Regions from separate parts of the Homo sapiens genome. Here region 2 is linked to region 1. The links are chromatin contacts, found by Hi-C or POLR2A ChIA-PET in ENCODE. All regions are on one chromosome and are shown on one strand. Each heading gives the region's core, a stretch centred on a gene start or an enhancer-like site at or near the end of the contact. The rest is flanking DNA. Distances are from core to core; before and after follow the strand shown. Region 1 holds the start of GRK5-IT1 (GRK5 intronic transcript 1). Region 2 holds the start of GRK5-AS1 (GRK5 antisense RNA 1).

What was found. A loop is a pair of places that touch in the nucleus more often than their neighbours do. ChIA-PET counts read pairs that join two places held with the same protein, here RNA polymerase II (POLR2A). Pooled maps may share reads with other maps.
Region 2: a loop to region 1 is called in a map of heart left ventricle, with 4 times the contacts of the local background. The contact joins the promoter of GRK5-AS1 here to the promoter of GRK5-IT1 in region 1. A Hi-C loop is called at or near these places in 9 of 168 maps with a recorded cell type or tissue (A673, HepG2, MCF 10A and 4 more) and 14 of 50 pooled maps. POLR2A ChIA-PET finds 5 or more read pairs at or near these places in 9 of 52 experiments (A673, AG04450, HepG2 and 5 more).

The regions. Positions count from the first base shown.
Region 1 is chr10:119,205,343-119,211,932 of GRCh38, reverse strand. GRK5-IT1 (GRK5 intronic transcript 1) reads right to left here and starts at 3,512. Exons shown (of 2, transcript NR_186528.1): 1 at 3,283-3,512; 2 at 1-452. It overlaps GRK5 (G protein-coupled receptor kinase 5), which reads right to left and starts at 4,362. Exons shown (of 16, transcript NM_005308.3): 1 at 3,964-4,362. The coding sequence starts at 4,015. RefSeq lists silencers at 3,936-3,985, 4,036-4,105, 4,316-5,145 and enhancers at 5,486-5,595, 5,616-5,665, 5,776-5,855.
Region 2 is chr10:119,336,465-119,343,054 of GRCh38, reverse strand. It overlaps GRK5-AS1 (GRK5 antisense RNA 1), which reads left to right and starts at 3,735. Exons shown (of 2, transcript XR_946357.4): 1 at 3,735-6,590. All of the region lies in intron 2 of GRK5 (G protein-coupled receptor kinase 5), which reads right to left. RefSeq lists enhancers at 1,169-1,761, 1,762-2,355.

The sequences.
Region 1 (6,590 bases), core at 2,263-4,762:
CATGTTTTGGTTTTATCACCATGAATTAGGGGTGCAAGGGAAAGAGGTCCAGGGCTTTCAGCCGTGCTGTGGAATGTTAAGTCTGTCCACGCCATAGCCTGCCCCACGCAGAGCTGGATGCTGGCTCACTCCTTCTTCCTGCCCTCCCTAACCTCTTCCAGGCCCCGAGGTGCTAATCTTGATGATCAGGAAGATCCAGCCAAGTCACAGAGTTACCTGAAAAAACGGTTCCTGTGTATTCTAATGTTTGGCAATTGTGACAAATGACAAAGTTGTTCCAGTCCTAACTTCTCAATTCCTGTGCTTGCTAGGGCCTCAGGAAAATGTGATCAATATTCCTTCAGGTATCTTTTTTGATCAGATATGGCTACTGCTGGCCTGTGAAGAAAGGAAAAGCGGGGCCTTGCAAAATTTTTTCTCACCACTGTTCACTCAGAAGAAAGGCAACAGATCTAGAAGATGAGAAAAACACAAAAACCTTTACTGCAACAATAAAACCAAAAAGAAACACACAAAAGGCACTCAGCAAACTCTCCTTCTCATTATTATTTCAACATTAGGTCGCCTGCCAATTTTCTGAGATTCTGAAATGTAAATAAATAGATAGAGTTAGTCTGGGCCTCTTTTTCATGAAATGCTTAATCACTTAGCTCATTCCCATAAATTGCCATGAATTCAGTCTCAACTTCTTTCTTTTTTTCCTTAAGCACTTTTTAGGAGAGCAATCTAAAGTTCCTAAGAGTGATCGAGTTGATGTTTTCTCATGAGACCCAGGACAAATAAACAGGCCCCAAAATACATTTCCGTGGTTCAAAATCTTGAACCCATACCTCTACCTTTTCTTATTTTAAAATAATTATCACAAGTGTTCATGAAGCTTGCTTGCTATATTTTCTAATTACTAACAATCCATCATTTTACTCTAATCCACTTACAGGCTTTCTATTTTATTGCTACATTAATGCTTTCCACTTTATATTATGTCTTATTACGGTAAGACTTTGAAGATACAGTGAATTTAGGAGCCATCTGTCTTTAATGCAAAACAAAAAGAAAAGATAGGTCCCAGTGTTACCCACCAACATGGACAACTACAAATTATTTTACAGCATTTTCAAAGTGTGCCTGTCTTTCTTCAAGGTCTGTTTCTCTATTGTTTGGGACAAATGTGACTTTTACTTGAAAGCCAAATTTTAAATTGCTTACGGTGTATTTTGTTAAGTGAACTAAATTAAATTTCACATTTGCCAATTATATTTCTCATCTGTAACCACTGACAAGAATCTTTAAGAAGTGTTTTTAAACCTTTTAAACAACTCAGATTTTTTTAATATACTGTTTTATATTAGATATTTCACTAAACTGACTGAAGATTTCATTTCTGAATATTTAGATAATATGGTTATTTGGAGAACTACTAAGTTTAGTAAAATAAATTCAAATATATGAGAACTGAGAAGAGAAACATAAATTGCTTTAATTTCTAAAAGTGTCCACACTAATTAGGATATATGGGCTCAAGTCTCTAATAAAGGCCCAGCCAAAAGAAACTGGAAGCACTTAAAATCATGGCTTTCCTCTAGGCATAAGAGAGAAAGAAGGGGAGAGATGCAAATTGTAAATGAGGTTTCCATTAAATGATTAATTTTTCTTGTTCACGTGTCAGTCTCTCCCTGCTTCCGCAGGCCCTCTCCATTTCCAAGGCATCATCAAGAGCTATTTTCTCACCATGAGATGACGACCAAACTCTCACAGCAAAATTGAAAAAGCCTTTAAAAGGAAAAAAAAAAGTGAAAGGCACATTCTTGAGCACTTTCAATCACTGTAATTCTGCCCCAATGGGAGTCGGTCACTCCACACAAGCTTCCAGCCTGCAGCTCTCTTCTCCAAGGCTCTGGGAAAAAAACCCAATTTGTTGGCCTAACGAACAACAATATCAGACAGTAAATTCACGTTGGTGAAAAAATACTGGGGAGAACAATTTGGAGGGGGCGGGTGGAATTGATATCACTTTGCCCACTCTAAGCAAAGCATTATAAAAGAAGCAACCAAATGCTCAGGGAAGAAAAAAAGCATCTATCAGGCAAACAAATATCTACAGCAGCAAATGTCGGGGGCAGATTCCCTGGGCAACAGGAGGAACCAGCGAAACTTGCAAGGCTCCAGTACCATCAGACCCAGTGATTTCCCAAGAAATAATTTCAGAATGGAGCGAGAGTGAAAACTTTCCCAGCCCCCGAATCCTGAGATACACAACCGTGTCCCACCACTAGGTGGCCAGCTGCAAAGGCTGAAAGAGGGGCGGGGGAGGTGGAGGGCTGTTTTCTCTGCTTCCTCCCTTTCAGGACCATTCCCCAACCCAGAGGAGAGCCTACCAGCACCCACCTAGATCCTGTCCACTAAAAATGTCAGGTTAGGAAAAAAAAAAAAAAAAAAAAAAAAAAACCACACACACACACACAGCTCAGGCCTTAGAACCTGAAGTCACCAAGTAACAAGCCTCTCCTAAAAATTTATTCCCACCAAAGCTAAGCAATGGGAGGGAGACTAACCTGAATATTTTAAACTCTGCTGGGGTTTTCAAAGCACTGCCTCCCTTCGGGGCTTCTGAAATAAACCTTCTTGCCCACTGGCTGCTTTAGAGTGACAAGTGACGACGAAAGTAAGACACGAATGCCGGGTTGAGTTGCTGAAACGCTGCCCACGGAAGGCTATGCATCACCTACCCCCACAGTGTGTAGGGAGCCACAAGGTGATGGAACGGGCTGAATAAACACGAATCGTTTTATTGCTGGCCAGAAATTCTTCCCTTCATTCATCAAAGTAGGTGAATGAAAATATTAAGCAGGTAAGACATTTTCATGGGCTGCTCACCGAGTATCCTTCTAAACTCAAGCCCTTACTCAGTCTGCCTTCTACCTTGTATCAAATAAAGCGTTCTCCCGTGAAAGGGAAAAACCTCTTCCCCTTTTATGAAAAAGGTCGCACACTAGAGCTCAAATCTTGACCAGAAAAAAAAAAGGAAAATATGCGACATAAATTCCAGGTATTCCTAAATACATATGTTTACATGGACACAACACAATCATTTCAGGAAGCACCCAAGTTTCTGCCTCCCCCCCCTTTTTTCTGTTTTTCATCAAAAGGAAGAGTCAAAATATGCGTTCTTAGGGTTTGACTCAGGATCTTACACACTCCATTTAGACAATATTTCCTGCCAGCTAAATGCAGGAAATCTAATGATTTGCATAGAAAACGTATCTAAAGCACCAGCACACTTACCTTTCTTTTCTTAACTGAGCCAAAATCTAACAATTTCAGTTATCACACTCCCAGAAAAGAAAAACCTGAAATACTGAATTATTTTCTAGGTGGTCTGTACAGCCATCCTTTGATAATTCTATGAAAAGGCTAATTCCTCAACATCTGACTTTGCCTTTAAAAGGCTTCCTTCCACACGACGGGATTTCCCTAAGAAACATCCCAGCGGATGGTTTCCAGCAATAGTCTATATCAACTCAGCCTGCGCAGGCAAAGACTTGGCTTCTGCTCATTCCACCCCCGCCCCTCGAACACACACACCAGTTCACACAGAACCATCCCGGGCCGACTTGAAACGCTATTTTATGTGCATGTTTGCTCGTCGCTCCCCGAATGAATGCTTTTCCAACTGACCTTTCAACAGCTGCCGAGATGGCACGCTCTGCAGGGCGAGCGCTGGAAACTAGGAGATATGTTAGCATCCAAATCCCTGCAACCTTCTCAGCCCAAGTCCAGATTCTCTGAGCCCCAAGGCAGGAACCCTGAAGGGTCTGCAGAGCCGCTCTCCGAAGTGTCCTGCTCGCGACCCACTCGCCGGCAGCGGGCATCCTGCACGGGCGCAGCCCCAGCCCGCACGCCACCCGACACCCGCACCCTGGCCCGCGGCGGACGCGCCGGGCACGTACCGGCCCTGCCTCTTACCTTCCCTGGCTTTCAGCAAGACCGTGTTGGCCACGATGTTTTCCAGCTCCATTGACAGTCGGCGGTCAGCAACGGAGCCGGCCGGCGGGGCTGTCAGCGCCTGGGGTGCTGCCGCTGCTGCTGCCGCTGCTCGGGCTGCCGCCGCTGCTGCCGGAGCCGGGGGAGCCAGCAGCCCGCCTTGCCTACCGCATTATTCCTGCTCTCAGCCCAAGAGTTTCCCCCTCTGCAAAGAGGAGCCGCCGCCGCCGCCGCCGCCGCCGCCGCTTCTTCCTCCCTCTGTGTCCCCCCTCCCCCCTCCCTCAACACGCTCCCCCCCACCCCCCACCCTCCGCGTGTCTCTGTCACTCCATTCTCCTCCCCTCCGGCTCCCTCGGATGCTTTAATGCCTCGGATGCTTCTGCCTCCCCTCAGTCCCTCCCGGGGGTGTGGTACTAGCAGGCTCGGGCGGCCGCACTGCGCAAGCGCCGGCCCAGGCGCGCCTCCTGCCTCGGTGCTCGCGGCGCGGGGCCTGCTGGGAGCTGGAGTCCTCCCGGCCGCGCGGCGCCGGGGCTGAGCTGGGCTGGCGCGCGGCTGTCGGAGCGAGGACCCGCCCCGGGACGGCACCGAAAGCGAAGGCGGGCACCGCCCGGCCGACAGGCGACTCAAAGGCGGCCCAGCCAAGCCGAAGTCCCCAGCACCCCCCCGCAGGCTCCCGCTTGCCCCCTTCCCGCCCCGTCGCCAGCCCGGAAAGCGGAGTGCACGGGCCCCGGTGACGGCGCGTGAAGCGCCGCGGCCCGGCAGGAGCCAGTGCGGGTCCCGAGCCGTGCTCGGAGTGGGAGGGCTGCCAGCTCGGCCGCGCGCCACAGCCCGCTTCCTCCGGTCCGCGCCAGGCCCGCGAGGGTCTGAGTCCCGGGTCAGTGACGCGCGCCCAGGGTCCCCGCACGCGGCGGCGGCCGGCCCGGCCTGGCCCCTGCCCAGCGTCTCCCACGCGGCGCCTCGGGCCGCGGACAAAGATGCACTTTGTTTCCTCGGAGGGCGCGAAGGGCTCTGCGGGTCGGCTGCGACCCGGCGCTGGCTGCCCGCGCTGCTCTCGGTGCGACCCGAGCGCCCCCCGCCGGCCGCGGTGCGCGGCGCGGGGTCTACGCGGACGGCGCCTGGGGCTCAGGGTCCAGCGTGGGAAGCTGCTTATTCTGTGAATAAACTGCCTTCCAGCACACCCGGCCAGCAAATCCACGAGCCTCCCTGCAGCCAAACCCAGCCAGATTAAGTAATAAAAACGCAGACGGAGTCGCCGGAGTCTCCGCCGTGGGGAGCGTTAATGAGTAACAGCCAGGCCAGCGCCAAGCCGGCGTGGGATTAACGTTTTTAAATTCCGGTCTTATTTATTTTGGGGCTCTTAGCTCCTTCCAGTGTTATGCTCAGAACATCAGACTCCAGGTCTGTGCTCAGCCCCGTTTCCTTGCTCCCTCCGCTCCGAAGGCCCCACTCCTGGAAATGGGCTGTCTTCGGTCACCCGGGATCTGCCACGAGTGTCCTACAGCTGGGGGCGGGGCAGGCAGGCCCCAAAGAACAATGAGGCCTTTGCCTCCTCTGCATCCTGCGGGCCGGATATCCGTTCAGAAGCCGACTCTGGGCCTTCTCTGTCCAGAAGGAGGAAACCCTCTGTCCCCAGGGCTGCCAGGAAGTCGCAGGGAGGTGCCGAGAGAAACAGAGAACAGTTATTATGCATTGGAGAATATAAAGAAATCAATAAACCTTCCAGGCCTTGGAAACTGGTCTGGTCACTGATTGTAACAACCCAAGATTACCTGCTTTCCTGGGGGAGTATACCCACCACCACCACTTCCTGGTGTCTAGACTTGGGTCAGTGAGTCTCCCAGGGCCTCATTTATCTTGTCTGCAAAATGGGGGCAACAACAGTTTACCTGTCAGAAGGCGGAGGGCTCAGCGGGTAACTTTTCAGGCACTTACCACTCCAGGAATTACTGTTCTAAGCAATCCAGGCTTGGTCTTTGCTACATATTCACGTGCCTAGAGCCCTAACCTTTAATGAAAGGATCTCTCTCAGACAGCGAGACCCCTAAAGCTGGCAGCTCCTAGAGCCCTCCACCAACCACGCTGGTCACTTGCTGGCAGCATAGGGCCTGATGAAGCCCGAAGTTTGTTTATTCGGCTAACATAAAAAAAAAAAGAAAGAAAATTTTTGAATGCCTTTAGATGGCTTATGCACCTTAACAATTTTCTTGGGCCGGGCGCGGTGGCTTACGCCTGTAATCCCAGCACTTTGGGAGGCCGAGGCGGGAGGATCACGAGGTCAGGAGATCGAGACCATCCTGGCTAACAGTGAAACCCTGTCTCTACTAAAAATACAAAAAAAAAATAGCCGGGCGTGGTGTTGGGCTCCTGTAGTCCCAGCTATTCAGGAGGCTGAGGCAGGAGAATGGCGTGAACCCGGGAGACGGAGGTTGCAATGAGCCGAGATCGCGCCACTGCACTCCAGCCTGGGCGACAGAGCGAGACTCCGAACCAAAAAAAAAAAAAAAAAAAAAAAACAATTTTCTCAAAGGTTGTTTTTGTTTGTTTTTTTGTTTTGTTTTGTTTTGAGACAGTTACTCTGTCACCCAGGCTGGAGTGCAGTGGCCCAATCT
Region 2 (6,590 bases), core at 2,486-4,985, 130 kb before region 1:
CCCCCAGCCCCACACTGGGACCCTCCACAGGATCTTGCCCAGGGTGAAAGCTGAATAGGGGCTCATGGCTGGGATTGGCTATCACCCCACATGTCTGCCATGGCTGAGGACCCTCCTGCCTGGAGGCAGAAGGATGAATGAGATGAGGGCGTTGGGGGGTGCCTTTCAGGACCTCTAAGTCTGCCGAGAGTCAGTAAATAAAGATCTGAGGGGCAGGAATGGGGCTCAGGGCAAAGGGGTTACATAAAGGCCATAAATGTAGCCCAGCCTGCGCTGCCAAGAGCCACTTCTGAAAGCCGCTCCCCACCACCTGGCAGCACCCTGGCTCCCTGGCCTGGAAGAAGGAAGAGGGGCTTAACAGATAAATGAATGAATGAACGAACAGATAAACTTAAGCTGGCGGGACCTGGCAACCACCAAGCAGGCAGAACCAAGAAGCAAAGCTCTGCACCGCACGGGACGGTTGATGACAACCACGATGATGAACGGCTGTGAGGATGAAGAGGAAGACGGGAAAGCAGATGCTGCATGAGCACTTGCTGCAGGCCAGACCCTACGCAGCCCTCCCCATGCAGATCTTCACTCAATCCTTGCAACACTCCAGTTCCCATTTTGCAGATAAGGAAACTGAGGTTCAGGGAAATCTAATCACTTGCTCAAAGTCACAACCAGTAAGGAATAGAGCCTGGATGAAAACCAGGTCCCTCTGACACTGGAGCTCATGTTCCTCACTGCTGTCTCCGTCCCAATCCAGCAGCACCGGTTTGGTTTAGCAGCTCAATGGCTTTGTCCCAACTGACCCGCCACATGCCTCAGGATGTTCCAGCTGTTCAGCACTCCAAGGCTGTGGACACCCAAGCCTGATGACGGAGTCTTCTGGCAAAGCCATTCTCAGTGGCTTGCTCTGCCCCAAGCTGGGCTCAGCCAAGGCCTTTAGCAGAGCCGTGCCTGTGCCCATCTCGCCTGACCAGTCGAACTCCGGCAGCCAGACAGGGCTGACATGACAGCTGTGCCGGTGGGATGTACTCCCCATAACTCTCCCACGCCTCCCATTGAGGTCGGATAGGGGCCTGCAAGGGGAGAGAAAAGTGGGGTCACTGCCCTTGGCGGGAGGTGCAACTAGGAATCTCTCTCTAAACCGTTTCTGATAAAAGCGGCTACTTCGGAACTGACATGCGACAGCTGTTCTCAGTCCACATTTCCAGGACTCTTAAAAGAACTCAGAGAGAAAAATAAGACCCATCAGCAATCAGTCTAACACTTGGGAAGATTGAGTGTTTTTCCATCTCCAGGGGAGAACAAAATATCTAAACAAGATTCTACAAGTGCCTGGTACAGGGTAGACACTCATGCTGGGTGCTGGCAAAACACAGTCAGGCAGACCCAGGCTCTACTCTCACAGAGCCCACAGCCAAACAGAAGACAAAGGTGAGTCATCAGACAACCACAGTGGGGCCAGTGGCAGCATGAGGGTGGGGAGCAAACCCTGACTAGGTGAGGTCACCAGGGAGGGCTTCCTGGAGGAGGTGACCTATGAAGCAGGGGACTAAGGTTGAGTTGATTACCAAGCAGGGTTAGGGAAGTGTATCCAGCAGAGGGAACAGCCCAGGCAAAGGCCTGGAGAAAAGAAGAAACATGAAGGAATGGCTAAGTCAGGAGATGAGCGGCAGGGGTGAAGCTGAAGCAGTCAGCAAGGGCGGAGAGGCCGGGCCTGGTCAGCTTCAGCAAGACCTCTGGACTCTGTCCTGACAGCAGTGGAAAGCTACTGAAGCAGGTGGTGGCGAGAGCAGACTGACATTTCAGAAAGAGCCTCCTGGCTGCTGCATGGAGCTTGGTTGGAAGTAGGTGCGCCTGGAGGGAGCAAGGAGCTGACACAGGAGTTCAGGCAGGGACAAGGATCAAGTGGAAATGGTGGAGATGGGGCGAGAGGGGCAGACTAGGAGATACTGTGGAGGCCGAGGCATCGGGACCTGGAGAGGGACTGGACACTGCACTGGGCCAGGTGCCACACGGCAGGGCAGAGGGGAGGGGCAGCTCTGGGCAGCTAGAGGAAGCTGGTGATGTTCACCAGGATCAGAGACAGAACAGCTTTACGAGAAAGGGTCACAGTTCCCCCAAGAAGACAGGAAAACTACTCTGGCCATTTGTCCAACCAAAGGCTCACACACCCACATCAAAACTGGCCAGCAATTTGCACAGCACTTTGCAAAGCACTCTCTGCCAGAAACACCTTTGGCCACTCCATCTGCTAAGGTGAGGAATACTGAGTCCCCATTTTAAAGACGAGCAAATCAAGGTTAAGTGGCTTTCCCAAGGCCACAGGACCAAGTGGTAACACAAGAAACTGGGTCTTCTGCCTCCCAGTCCAAGGGGGATTCTACAACCCACAGGTTTCCATTTTAAATGATATCTGATGTCTGGGCAAGGAAGATGATAGTCGAGGCTGGTACAATTCTCTCCCTAGAAGCAGAACAAACTACAAAAGGGCAACAGACCAAAGTGTTAACAGTGTTTATCCTTATCTCATTGGCAGTTTTTATTTTCCCCTTTTAAAATTGTTTTGGAAATTGCAACCATTGACATATATTATTTTTGTAATGAGAAAAGGAATTAAAAGTAAGTTTTGGGGCTGGGCATGGTGGCTGACACCTGTAATCCCAGCCACTTTGGGAGGCTGAGGTGGGCAGATTACTTGAGGCCAAGAGTTCAAGACCAGCCTGGCCAATATGGCAAAGCCCTGTCTCTATTAAAAATACAAAATTTAGCTGGGCGTGGTGGCGCACACCTGTAATCCCAGCTACTTGGGAGGCTGAGGCATGAGAATCATTTGAACCCAGGAGGCGGGGGTTGCAGTGAGTGAGACTGCATCACTGCACTCCAGAATGGGTGACGGAGTGAGACTCTGTCTCAAAAAACAAAACAAAACAAAACAAACAAACAAACAAAAAAACCACACTTTAAAGATGGTTCAGCATCAATCGTCAAACAGGAAAGAAAAAAAACAAAGCAGTACTCAAAATGCTTCAGGATTTTACATCTTCCTTTCTACTGCTGGCTGGAAACGGCCACAGCTAGCAGCCAACAGTAGCTCATGCCCCTAGCTCTTTGGAGGGTAATTTTGTGTTGTTCTTTGGTTGTTGGTTTTGTTTTTGTTTAATAGAGACAGAGTTTCACTCCCATCGCCCAGGTTGGAGTGCAATGGTGTGATCACAGCTCACTGCAACCTCTGCCTCCCTGGCTCATGCAATTTCTCCTGCCTCAACCTCCCAAGTAGCTGGAACTACAGGCTCACACTGCCAAGCCTGACTAATTTTTTGTATTTTTAGTAGAGACTAGGTTTCGCCATGTTGCCCAGGCTGATCTTGAACTCTGAGCTCAAGCGATCCACATGCCTCTGCCTCCCAAAGTGCTGGGATTATAGGAGTGAGCCACCGAGCCTAGCTAGTTTTTGTTTTTGAATTTGGAAGTTTATATTGGCCCCAAATATCCTACAACCCATGGCTTTTCTTCCCTGCAACCCCCCACTCCTGCCTTTCGGGTACTAGCTCTGGGGTGTTCAGAACAAGGGGGTTTAATACACCCAGGCAGACGTGGAGGGGAGACAGGAGTTGCAGCTTTGCTGGGCCCTGCTGCCAAGGTACTGCTGAATGGCCTGAGCTCTGGCAAATAAATTCCGTAAACAGAGTCTAGGCAGAGACCATTAAAAGTGTTTTCCTAGCATCTCTTTATGGGGCAGAACGCTGTCACGCTCAGGCTGCTGCAGGGTGGCTGGGCTCTTGTGTTGGCTTGAGGTCCCCCGCACAAACGAGCTTGTTTTTCCCATTTTCAGTGAGGGGCCTTAAAATAGACAGAAAAATCCTTCTCACACCTGCTGACTGCAGTGAACCGAGGCAGGCAAGCCAGGCAGAGGCCGCTCGCCAAACATCATCCACTTTGTCCATCCCCATCACATTTCAGGTTAATGGTGTCTGTGGATGCAAGTGCAAAGCTGGAAATGAAAAGAACATTCCAGAGGAAGCAAACAGCACTGTACAGGCTGCTGTGTTCTGGCCTTCAAAAAGACAGTGGACTTTCTTACTTTGAGCCATAGATCAAAATGTCACAATGAAGTACAAAGATGTTCATTTGAACATTAATTGTAATGGCAAAAACTAGGTGGAAAAAACCCAAATAGTAGAATATATACATGTGATAGTTATGAGAACTTTACAAATCACATTTATTCTGGGTTCACATTTATTCATTTGAAAATAAGCAAGGGCTTATTTTCAAGATCGCTTAAAGGAAGAATTCACCAACAGGAAGTAAGCCATAGGTTGGGAGAGACCGGGGGCCTGGGTGGATGCTGGGTTGAGGGTACTAGGTGAGCTCCCAATGGCCCAGTATGTCATTTCACCTGCAGGAGGGCAGCCCATGAGATGGGAAGTTTTGCACTTTGCTCACTGATGTATCCACCATGCCTGACACTCACTAAATATGCATCAAATGGAAAAATGTACATCACATTTATGAAGATTTTAATGACAAGGGAAAACATTTTTGATACTATGTTAAGAAAAGAGGTAAGAAACAAAACCACATGTATATGTATGGGGAAAAAAGCTAGAAGAAATTACATGAAGGCGTTAACTATGGCTCTGTCTGAGATGTAAAATTAGCGGTGACTTTCTTTCCTTATAATTTTCTGTGTTTTTTAGCAAAATAATTTACCAATTACTATGACTTAACCAATAACAAACAGGGAGATTGAAAAAGCTGCAACATGGCCTGGAAAACAATTGCTCCTCCCACAGACATTCCTGTGGTCCACTGGGGAAGTGAGCAGCCTGGGACTGCAGTGGTTAACTCCCCACCAGGCTCAGGAGAGAAGGAGTGTCCACCCTCAGACCCGGTGGGAATCAGGATCCCTGACCCCTCTACCTTTAACTCCACCAGACCACATGAGCACGTGAATATGTTATGGGTTCAACTGGATCCCCTAAAGAAGATACACTGAAGTCCTAATCCCCATTACCTCAGAACGTGACCTTATTTGGAAAGAGCGTTGCTACAGAGATAATCAAGTTAAAATGAGGTCATTAGGGTGGGCCCTAATCCAATATGAGTGGTGTCCTCATGAAAAAGGGGAAACTTGGCCAGGTGTGGTGGCTCACGCCTGTACTCCCAATACTATGGGAGGCCAAGGCAGGAGGATCTCCTGAGATCAGGAGTTCAAAACCAGCCTGGCAACCTGGTGAAACCCCGTCTCTACTAAAAATATAAAAAAAATTAGCCGGGCACAGTGGCGGGTGCCTGTAATCCCAGCTACTCGAGAGGCTGAGGCAGGAGAATTGCTTGAACCCGGGAGGTGGAGGTTGCAGTGAGCTGAGATCGTGCCATTGCACTCCAGCCTGGGCAACAAGAGCAAAACTCTGTCTCAAAAAAAAAGAGAAAAAAGTGGGGGGGAAACTTAGAGACAGACATTCACACAGGTAGAAGACCGAGTGAAGGTGAAGACAGGGATAGGGCTGATGAGTCTACAGCCACAGAACACCAAATAATGACAGCAAACCCACAGAAGCCACGGGAGAGGCCTGAAACAGCTTCTCCCTCCCAGCCTTCAGAACGAACCAAACCTGCTGACACCCTGATCTTGGACTTCCAGCCTCCAGAACTGTGAGACAATAAACTGCTGCTGCTTAAGCCACCTGGTCTCTGGTATTTCACTATGGCAACCTCAGGAAAAACTAACGCAGTAGGGGAGAGAGCCTGCCTTGGAGTCAAATCATGGGAAGACCCTGGCAAGACCTTGTTTCTCTGGGACTCAGTTCACTTATCTGGAAATGGGAGACCTGGCCTAGAACAGTGCGTTTCAAACTCAAATTTAGCCCTAGAATGAAATCTGACACGGAAGCCCAAATATAAAAGGTAAAATAAAGCCCAATTGGGTAAAAGCCTGGTCTAGATCACACACTCTCCCTGCAGAGCAGTCTTTGAAAACCACAACTCCAGGTGATCTGTAAAATCCCTGCCACCACTCCATTCTAAGACTGTCCAAACAAGAAACCCACGGACAGTATCGCTGGGCATCTTGCATGTGCCTGAGCTCGTGCCTTCTCTTTCAAGGAGCTTCCGGCCGTAGTGGGGAGGTGAGACTAACACCGCAAAGACAGCGGGGCCACCCTTCCCTCCTGAGAGCTCCAGCTGCGGACAGGTCACCTGATGTTCCAAACCCGACACATCTAAATTTATTTCGCCCTCCAAGGACAAGCAGATGCTGTGCCTTATCACAGCACGGCTAGGTGGCAGAACGACAGACATGACGCGCCCTTATCACCCCAAGGACAGCAATGACGTCTGCAGAGACTTGGTTTCCCTGACGATGAAATCAAGAGCTCACGTGCCAGCCAGGCAGGCCTGAAGGGGACTGGGTCACCAAGACGTGTGAGATTCTGATCATCCTCTCAGGGGCCCCAGACTCATCAGGGGGCACAAAGCTAACAAGGAAAGGGGGAAACAGTGTCACCATTCCCTCTGCCCCACTGTGGAATCAGGCAGGGTATTTGGTCTTTATTCATTTGATTTTTAATTAGACAAAGAACATGCCAATT